2 separate regions of the Mus musculus genome follow, and region 2 is linked to region 1. The links are chromatin loops, found by intact Hi-C in ENCODE. Cell type or tissue: left cerebral cortex. All regions are shown on one strand.

The links. A loop is a pair of places that touch in the nucleus more often than their neighbours do. Peaks named below come from ENCODE experiments on the same cell type or tissue, not always from the same donor. Only the 100,000 strongest peaks of a DNase experiment are listed, where the experiment ranks them.
Region 2: a loop joins it to region 1, with 2.8 times the contacts of the local background. A loop is called at or near these places in 3 of 42 quality-filtered maps.

Annotation. Positions count from the first base shown.
Region 1 is chr6:39,556,256-39,561,255 of GRCm38, reverse strand. It overlaps Dennd2a (DENN/MADD domain containing 2A), which reads left to right and starts at 3,422. Exons shown (of 19, transcript NM_172477.4): 1 at 3,422-3,681. In left cerebral cortex, CTCF peaks have their summits at 2,421 and 2,620; DNase peaks (open chromatin) are centred at 3,343 and 3,944; H3K4me3 peaks cover 1,938 bases; H3K27ac peaks cover 1,742 bases.
Region 2 is chr6:39,487,450-39,492,449 of GRCm38, reverse strand. Dennd2a (DENN/MADD domain containing 2A) reads left to right here. Exons shown (of 19, transcript NM_172477.4): 9 at 3,574-3,683; 10 at 4,561-4,630. The region is part of intron 1 of Gm52860 (a long non-coding RNA gene); the gene reads right to left. Among named protein-coding and RNA genes, the nearest start is that of Gm52860, 20 kb to the right of the region's middle. In left cerebral cortex, a CTCF peak has its summit at 2,048 (motif pointing right); a DNase peak (open chromatin) is centred at 3,941.

The DNA of each region.
Region 1 (5,000 bases):
CAACAGCTGCTCTGAAGAGGTCCAATGCTGTGATGTTTAGAGAAAGCAGAATTAAAAGCTTATAAGAAGTCATCTCTGTCCCCTTGTCTCATCCTTACCTTTCCCTTCTTGAACCAGAGCATACAGTCAGCACTTCACACCTGTGGATTCTGTGTCTGTGTGCTCTAAAATCTTGGACTCAGCCAGTGGTTGGTGGAAAATATCCTGAGATATACATACAGCTGAAAATGTGTGGTAGGGGTTCCTGGGAGATTTATGTAGCTCAGGCTGGCACTAAACTCATGATCTTCCTGCCTCAGTCTACCTAGTGCTGAGATTAGAGATGGATACCACCATGTAAGGCATGTATAGTCTTTTTTTTTTTCCTCTTGTTATTATCTCCTAAACATTAGAGTCTAAAGTCAGGCACAGTGGCACACATCTGCAGTTCTAGTACCTGGGAGGGGGAGGTGAGGGGTCAGGAGTTCAAAGTCCTTCTTAGCTACATAGAAAACTGGGGACCAAAGATATGAGACACAGTTTCAAAAAATTTACAAAAAAATAAATAGATGGGGCTGGTGAGATGGCTCAGCAGGTAAGAGCACTAACTGCTCTTCAGGAGGTCCTGAGTTCAAATCCCAGCAACCACATGGTGGCTCACAACCATCCGTAGTAACATATGACGCCCTCTTCTGGTATCTAAAGACAGCTACAATGTATTTACATATAATAAATAAATTCTTTATAAAAAGATAAATAAATAAATTTATAACTATAAATTATTTATTATTGGAGTAGAGAGAAGTAATTAATAATAATCTAGAGATGAATTTAAGAGTGTGGAAGAATTCATGTAGGATATATACAAATGCAGAACTTTTTTTTTTTTTACAATGAACTTGAACATCCAAACATATTTGGTATCTGGGGAGATGGTGAAGCCACATTCCTGTAGACACAGAAAGCTGACTTTATGCCTACCTTAGCTCTCATTTTCCAAACTGGAGAAAGTTTGAGGACAGACAGGGAGAGAAAGGGATGTGTGCTTTGGAGTATCCCCAACACAGAGCACCTGTGGGGGCAGGGGGGAGGCATGGTAGCGTCTGGTGAGACTCACCAGGGTTTGGGTGGGACCAAAAGTACCAACAGCTGAAAAAAAAAAAACTGCACACAAGCCAGCACAGGCCACACAGAGAATATGGGGAGAGGACAATGAGTGGCTCTGGGTCATGGTGACAGAGCCATAGGATGACAGAGCAATGAAAGTGAGGAGACTGGGATGGAAAGGGCCCAGTAACATTCATCAAACTCTGACCCACAGGTCAGGCAGAGATGTGGTTTCCTAAGGAGAGCTAGAGTGCAGTATTCCATGTGATAAAACTGTGGCCTGGGAATTGTCAAAGGACTGAGTCCTCAGCCCGTGCTTTGTCATGTCCACCTAAGATGCGACTGGCTATCTGAAAGCCAGACACTCAAAGGCTCCTAGGCTCTTATGTGCTTTGGGCTGGGGGAGGCAGCCAGCTGGGCTCTTGGCCCAGTTCCCATTGAACTTTGCCAGTTTGATGCTGTGGGGTACCCTGTGGCCCTGGGACTAATTAACCCCCAAGAAGCCAAGCCTTTGATCTTTATTTAGAAAGGGAGAACTTAGAAAGATGCAAACAAAGCAATACTTTGAATGCTAACACTTTAAAAAAAAAAAAGCTTACACTTGGCAAATGTCTGTTCTGAGAGTCTACAGTGCTTCATTGAAACGGGTGTGGCATGAAGAATTTAGGAAGGCCTCAACGATCTCCTGCAATGAGCAAACCCCTCAACTATGAAGGACATGCAACTTTGTTTCGCCTGGAACTTTAAGTCCCAGTTCCCTGGTGTCTGAAGTCCACTCTCATTACCATACCTCACCCCCTGCACACAGACTAGAGATCTCCTGCCTCAGTCTCCTGAGTGTTGGGTTACAGACATGCCTCGCCTGGTTTCCTCTTTATATGAAGCTCTAGTTTTCTTCTGAGGACCCACTTTGTGAAGTTGTAAGACTCTGGGTCTGTACCTATCCCACCCCCAACTGGCCACCCCAACCTAAGCTTTAGGCCATTAGGCTACTCTTGAAGGTCTCTAATAGCCAGGAAGGAGACTGGCTGGCACCTACCCTCAGGGCAGATAAATTGTCACTGTCAGGCCTGAGCACTTAGCATCTGGTGTTTCTCTGCTTGGACCCCTTTGCCTTTAGCATAATATTCAAATTCTGCCCAGGCCACTTGAATCCCTCCAGGCCTACCCATCGATCCTTATTCCCTCCCACTTAAGGGTCCCCCAAATACCATAATGTGACACCCCCACAACACCAGTCACACTCTTCCCTCTTTTCAGGCTGTCTTTTCTTGCCCTGTTTCTCCACCTTCTATAACTGATTCACTATCGCTGGTCACCAAAGCCCCAGAGAATGCCCCAGCCTGTGTTGGCTCCCTTAAGGCCCCCACAGCATTTTCAAGTGGACTCCAATTTGGCAATCCTTTTTTTTTTTTTTTTTTTAAGATTTATTTATTTATTATATGTAAGTACACTGTAGCTGTCTTCAGACACTCCAGAAGAGGGAGTCAGATCTCATTACGGATGGTTGTGAGCCACCATGTGGTTGCTGGGATTTGAACTCTGGACCTTTGGAAGAGCAGTCGGGTGCTCTTACCCACTGAGCCATCTCACCAGCCCCCCAATTTGGCAATCCTACTGTCTTAAAAACCTCCTGTGTGAGTGCTTTGACTGCACCCTGTGTACGTGGGACCGTGGGACCGTGGAACCGTGGGACCGTGGGACCGGTGTGCTGTAGAAAGCCAGTTCTCTGATCACTTTTCCTGACCAGGGCTTGGGACCCATTCTGTACCCTTCTGTAGGGAGGTGGGCCCCTGGATCCTTATGGCCCAGGCTCCTGAGTTGCTTAGGGGCAAATATGGACCCTTGGGTCCAAATAGCTTGTCTCATGACTGTGAGTTGTTGCTTATGGGCAAACTGGGCCTCGAAGGCCTATCTCATGACTGTCAGTTGCTTGGGGGCAAATGTGGAGCCCAATTCTGCCTGAGGCGTCCACCCTAACTGCTCAGAAACAAAGCAAGGGCAGGGAGTGTGGCTACGGCTTTGGTGCTGTCTAAATCTGGTTCTCGGCCCCTGGCTAAGCGCATCTCAAGAATGGACCTCAGTCGGGGTAGCAGAGAACCGGTTCGGCGATCTTCAGCACAGAAAAGGTTAAGCCACCGTCTCCCCCACCCCTCGAAAGGCGAGGGGGCGAGTGAGTGCGGCAGAAGGTCCTGTTTACCGTGGCTCCCCTCGGCGGCGGGCCCTGGGAGAGTGGTTGCTGTGGCAACCGGCCGGGCGCCCGCCAGCTGCGGATTAGCTCACTGGAGCCGCGGGATGGGTCGGGAGGAGGGGGCGCGCGTCACTGCAGACGGTCGCGGCGCAGCCCAGGGCAGAGGAAGGGGCCGCGCGCGCGGGAGGCCAGAGGAGACGCAGCACGCCTCCGAGGCCGGAGGCGGCGGGGACCGGACGGGAGCGCGCGCGGCGGGGACCCGAGGGGCTCGCGGCGGCCGGGGGAGGCCGCGCGGACAAAGGCGCGGAGGGCAGCGGGCCATGGCGCCCCAGGCCCCCGCCGCCCCTGCCCCGGGCGACCGCGAGTTGCGCCCCAGAACCCGCGGAGCCGACGCCCGTAGAGAGGTAGGGCTGGGCGCCGGAGTGCGGGCGACCTCGGGGGAGACCCGGGAGGGTACGCGCGGGGGCGACGAGGAGACTGCAGGCGCAAGCCGGGGCTCCTCGCAGGCGGCGCTGGGGACGCTTCAGCGGGGCCCTGGGGACCCGCGCAGGAAGCGATCCACAGCTCTTTCCCGGGTCGGGCTAACTTCAGGGCCGAAGAAACTTGCAGAAACTGGGCAGAGCCCGGCCCTGCGCTGTGCCGGAGCTCCCGGGCGGCTGTGAGTGAGTACGCGCGTGTGAGACCGAGTGTGTACGCTGGGGTGGGGGAGTCCAGGCGGCTCTAGTCGGGATTTGTCGTGGTGGAAAGTGGGGTACGTTGAAGTTTACTTCTCCCACTTTCCTCCCCAAGGATGGAGTTGGGAGTAGATGGAGCCCAGGGTAAGTCTCTTAACCACACAGGATATAGTCCTGTGCAGGAGAGTCACTGTGATATGGAGTCAGACCACTGAGCCAGAGGGAGCTCAGCGCCCGGAATCCTGTAGTGAGGGGCAGACACAGGAAGCTAAGGAGTGCCTTCCTTTGGCCCTGGATTGGAACAAGGAGAGAGCTGGGACCCTAATTTAACCAGCCTGCTGAGGAAGGAGCAGGCTGACTTCTGGCCGGGTGCTCTGATGGCTTTCAGGGTTGTGACTATAGCTCCCCAAAAGACAGGTAATTGTGGAGTGTGGTAATAGTGTTATAATAGGCACTTTACAGTAATTTGTTATGAAACACTTGCACCTGCTGTGGTTACTATAGAAAAGCCTTTCTCCTTCAGTACCAAACACCTGAAGAGTTGAATAGGCTCTTTAGGGAATGGACCACAGAGGAGAGAGTTGGAGATTCAGAGAGGAAGCAGAAGGCAAACAGAAACAGACAGTTTATTTATTTGAGACAGGGTCTCAGTATGTGACCCAGGCTGGCCTCAAACTTAAAGTCCTCCCTTTTGTCTTAACTCTCTAAATTCAGGATTACTGGTAGGCAGGCAGGCTCAGTTCAGGGACTTGTTTGTTTGAGGCAGGGTCTCAGGTAGCTTAGACAGACCTTGAACTTGATTTTGAATTAATTTTTTTAAATGTACTATATCTTTATGAGTTTCCCTGAATGTATGTCTGTACACCATGTTCATGCAGTGCCCACGGCCGCTCTAGTGCCTATCCTCTAGGACTGGAGTTAGTTACACACAGTTGTGGGCTGCTATGTGAGTGCTAGGAATTGAACCCAGGTCCTCTGGAAGAGCAGCCCGAGCTCGTGCTCTTAACTGATGAGCCATCTCTCTAGTCCCTGAGTCTACCTCCAAAACA
Region 2 (5,000 bases), 69 kb after region 1:
AACAAAACAAATGAAACTTCCTATACCCCTATGGTCACAGTGCTGATCATCTCTGTCATTCTGCAGGCTCCTTATCCAGCCTGACTCAGCATTTTCTTCATAAGCCACAACAACTCCTAAGTGCCATCACATTTATGTTTGAGCTAAATCTTTGCATGTATCCTGCTTCTCTACGTGTTGGGGGAAAGCCCTGCCCTGTTGTGGCTTACACCACTGATAATTTCATGGCACCTAAAATAAAGGGCACTTAATAAAGCCTACACAATGTAGCCAGTGTTGCCAGAGGGACTCTTGCATTAAAGTGTCTACTGTACTCTAATTCAATCCAACCAGAACTTACATCCAGACATTCTATCAATTTTCTGCTTGGTCCCAAAATGATTAGAAAGATAAATAGAGTGGGTTTCCTGCCCTTTCAGAAGGTAACAGAAGTAAGCTAAAAGAATGAGTTTTTGCACCAGAGCTGTCAGGAGATGGCATATGACAGTCATCGTACAAACCAGAGCGCCAGAGAAAGGGAGGAGACGGAGCTCAGCTTGGTTCATGCTGAGCTTCTGTGGCTGTTACTTTATGCAAGATCCTACAAGGTCTGGACCCTGCTGCCTGGCTGTCTGCCTGCCTGCCTGGCTGCCTGTTTCCCTGCCTGGCTGTTTCCCTGCCTGCCTGCCTGCCTGCCTGCCTGCCTGCCTGCCTGCCTGCCTGCCTGCCTGTTTCCCTGCCTGGCTGTCTGCCTGTCTGTCTTCCTGCCTGCCTGCTTGTGTTCTTCCCCAGCCAGCCTTCTTTCATCATAAAGGGCTAGCATAGTCTTTAAGTTCTGAACAATGGTATAAATGGAAGTAACCATGGGCATGTGTCCTCCGTACAAGAGCCTACCCTCTTCCTTCAACACCTTTAAGGAACACGCTCCTGAAACCCCTAGTGCATGGCTGTCTGGGTTCTGGGGTGTTGCCCAGTGGATCCATGTGAGACAGGCTCATACTTATAGCCCAGTTGAGAGCCCCAGTAGGCGCCAAGGCGTGAGGACCAGCTTGTCATTCTGCATTGCCCTCAGGGCTCGGCACATTGCTGTACACATGGTAACACTTAATTGGGGTACCAGAACAAAGGCATTAAGTCATGAATTAATTACTTAGTCATTAGAGCTGCTAAATGCTTGCCATTTGCTGCCTGGAGCCTTTAGACTCAGACTCCCACTAAAAAAAAACCTTTTAGGGGATATAAGTCACTATTGAAAACAGAGCTAATTCAAGAAGACAAAGAAAACAGTCACCCACAATCTGCAAGAGTCACCCACGGCTAGCACACTGTTGTTTCTGCTTCTAGTCCTTCTTCATACTGTGTTTCCTCTATTGTTATTCTGCAGTCATAGCTATGGTTTTCATAGCATGGTCCATGCACAGATATGCTTGTGAGCATATTATTTTAAAACACATTTAGTTCAAATTCTGAAGCATATGTTTTTGAAGTTCTCTAATGTAGAAGGCCCTCCTTTGTATGTATGTATGTAGGGAGCCCTCCTTTGTTTAACTAGTCTTTCACTGTTGGAAGTGTATCTGGCTCCTGATATTTCTTATGTAAATCTGTTTTATTTTTTTCATTCTGGATCATTCTGGGCCTCCTTGTTTTGTTTTTGTTTAAGATTTATTAGTTTAAGTATATGAGTACACTGTAGCTGTCTTCAGACACATGAGAAGAGGGCATCAGATCCCATTACATGGTTGTGAGCCACCATATGGTTGCTGGGAATTGAACTCAGGACCTCCGGAAGAGCAGTCAGTGCTCTTAACCACTGGGCCAAGCCTCCAGCTCTTTTTGTTTTGTTTTAAGATTCATTCTTTCTCTCTCTCTCTCTCTCTCTCTCTCTCTCTGTGTGTGTGTGTGTGTCTCTCTCTGTGTGTGTCTGTCTGTCTGTGTGTGTGTGTGTGTGTGTGTCTCTCTCTCTCTGTGTCTGTCTCTCTGTCTCTCTGTCTCTCTGTCTCTCTCTCTCTAAGATTTTATTTGTTAATGTATATGAGTGCTCTGTCTGCATGTGTGCCTACGTGCCAGAAGAGGGCATCAGATCCCAGTATAGATGGTTGTGAGCCACCATGTTGTTGGTAGAAATGGAACTCAGGAAGACCAGACTGCTCTTAACAGCTGCACCATCTCTCTAGCCCCAAGACAGAGTCTTCTCTATAGCCCAGACTTGGACCTTTTTATTTAGATTATTTTTGATGATTTTGTTGTTCGGGGGTTTTTTGGATAGTGCTTGTTTGCCTGGGTCCATGTGTGCATGGTGAGACAGGATCTCTGTTTCATCCTGATTACCTGGGACTTGCCGTGTAGACCAGGCTGGCCTCAAACTCAGAGATCTTCCTGCCCCTGCCCCTCCAGTGATGAGATTAAAGTGGTGCATCACCATACCCAGACTTTTTTATACACTTTTAAAAAATGAGTTTTATCCCACATTCCAATAGACCCTTTATTCAAGGTTGGGAGTCCACATTGTCACAGTAATAATATTTCATTAAGCCACGTGTGGTTGCTCACATCTGTAATCCTAGCACTTGAGACTGAGGCAGGAGAATCTTTGTGAGTTTAAAACCAGCCTGAACTACATACTGAGACCCCGGCTCAAAAAAAGCAAAACAGGGGTCTGGAGAGATGGCTTGGTTAAGAGCACTTACTACTACTCTGTGAGGGGTACTTCATCCAGTTCCCAGCCCCCATATCAGGTGGTTCACAACAGCTCCGTAGGATCCAATGCCCTCTGACCTCCAAGAACACCTTCACAAATGTAGTGCACATAAACACATCCAGGTGCACACACATATACATAAAAGTAAATAAATAAGAATAAAAACAAAACAAAACAAAAAAAACCTATAAAATGAAAACGGATTCCTATTGATGGATGCATGACCATGCCCAGTCTTCATGACATTAACTATAATTTCTAAATTAGACTTCAGTTGATCCTCATCCTTCCCATTCTATACTGCCTGGGATTCTGTGCTGAGTGCTGGAGGCAGAGCCACCAGCCGTCGCGGCCACCTTCCCTCCACACTCTAAACTCACTGTGTGACCAGGACAAATCATTACCATCATCACAGGGCATGTTTCCTTCCTTCTGAAATGAGAGTGTAGGCCTCCTGACGTCTAAGCTCCCTTCCAGCTCCACGTTCAGTGACGCCGGGGGACCAGTTGGTTTCAAGGTGCATTGTGATCTTGCTGTTCATAGTCACTGATTATTACCACACTTGGCGGTCAGAAGAGCTGTGGCCAGCACACCTCCCAGATCCACAAGCACCCTTTGGAAGGGACGGCCACGGTGACTTCTTCACTGCCTAGAAGCCTGTATTCCAGAATATTAATCAGAACGTCGCTCTGCAGCACGTGATTGCCTGTCTCCTGATTGCCCTCTCAAACTACAGTTGGATTGTCTCCGGGAAAACAGCCCACAGATAGGCTTCAAACCCTTCCCCAAAAGTGGCTGAATTGTAGTCATAGCCAGAGAAGGGAACACAGAGACTTTACCTCTTTGTCCCTTATTGGGGTTTAGTCTGTGACCCTCTCCCATCTTTCTCTCTGCAGTTAGAAAAGTCATTCAAGTTCATGAGAGAGGCTGAGGACCAGCTGAAGGCTATCCCCCAGTTCTGCTTCCCCGATGCTAAGGACTGGGCTCCTGTCCAGGAGTTTACCAGGTAAGCGGTTCCAACAGCCCCATCCACATCCAGGGTTTGAGAGTTGGATGTCAGAGGTACAGAGGTTGTAACTCAGGAGTTAAGCAATCCTGATGGGTACCAGCCTAGAGATTTCCCCTGTGGGTTTTTAAAACTTCCCTGAGACAAAAGGTGCCCTTCTAAGTGGGCGTTTGTGAAGCCTCCACACAGTCTGGAGCTGTGTGTGTTTCAGACCTCCCGGATACAATCCTAACCTGGGAGAAGTTAGGAAAGCAGCCGTCATCCGTCCTCACCCACACAGGGCTCGGGAAGCCTTCCAGTGGCTTCTCTAGCTGCTGCTAGGATTGGGATCTGTTCACATTTCTGCTTTAGAGCCAGTGTTAGCCGTCAGCAGTCGCCCAACTCATTAGGCTCATATGCTGAGTACTGAGACTCGCTGCTGGCCTGCAGTCTGAAAGGCAAGCCTCAGGGTGGCTGTGTGTGAACATTCCTGTGAGAGAACCACACTGCAGAAAGGTCCTGAGAAAGGCCCAGACCTGTTCTCTCCTCAGCTGTTCCCTCCTGAGTCACATCCTCACCTTCCACGAATGGAGACAAGCAGCCATCCTTGCCCCTCTCTGTAGTCACAGTAGTGAATAATAGCTGTGTCTAAGCCCTAGGATACCTCAGGTGACAGAATTGTGGGGCAGTCATTTCCTCCCTGGACATTTCCAATCCGCCTCCTTGACATTTACTTGGGTGACCCAAGTCTCAAAAAGAGATGGGCAGTCTGAGCAAGGAGCCTGAGCGGCCTCTCCTGCCGTTCCCCATTGCTTACTTCCACGTCATCACTCCAGTAGGGGGTGTCCCTTTGGGGTTTGTCACATTTTGTAACCTGTTTTTGTTTCCACAACCACAGTGAAACATTCTCGTTTGTCTTAACTGGAGAAGACGGGAGCAGAAGGTTCGGTTACTGCCGAAGACTGCTGGTTAGTACGCTGCCTTTCGCTCAGCCAGAGCTTCCCAGAGAGCCAGTTCCTCAGATGTCACCTGTGGTGCTGGGGAAGGAGCAGGTGGGGGTAGGGTGACCAGGGAGTTAAGACCACAGATAAGGCTAGCCCTGGGAATATGCACCTGCAATCCTAGTACCAAAGAAGTAAAGACGATGGGCAAGAAGCTCCTGAGTTCAGGGCTAACCTGTCTCATATCACACAGACACACAGACACACACACACGGACACACATACACGCACGCACACACATACAGACACACACGTGCACACACAGACACACACAGACACACAGACACACAGACACACAGAGAGACACACACACAGACACACACAGACAGAAAGACAC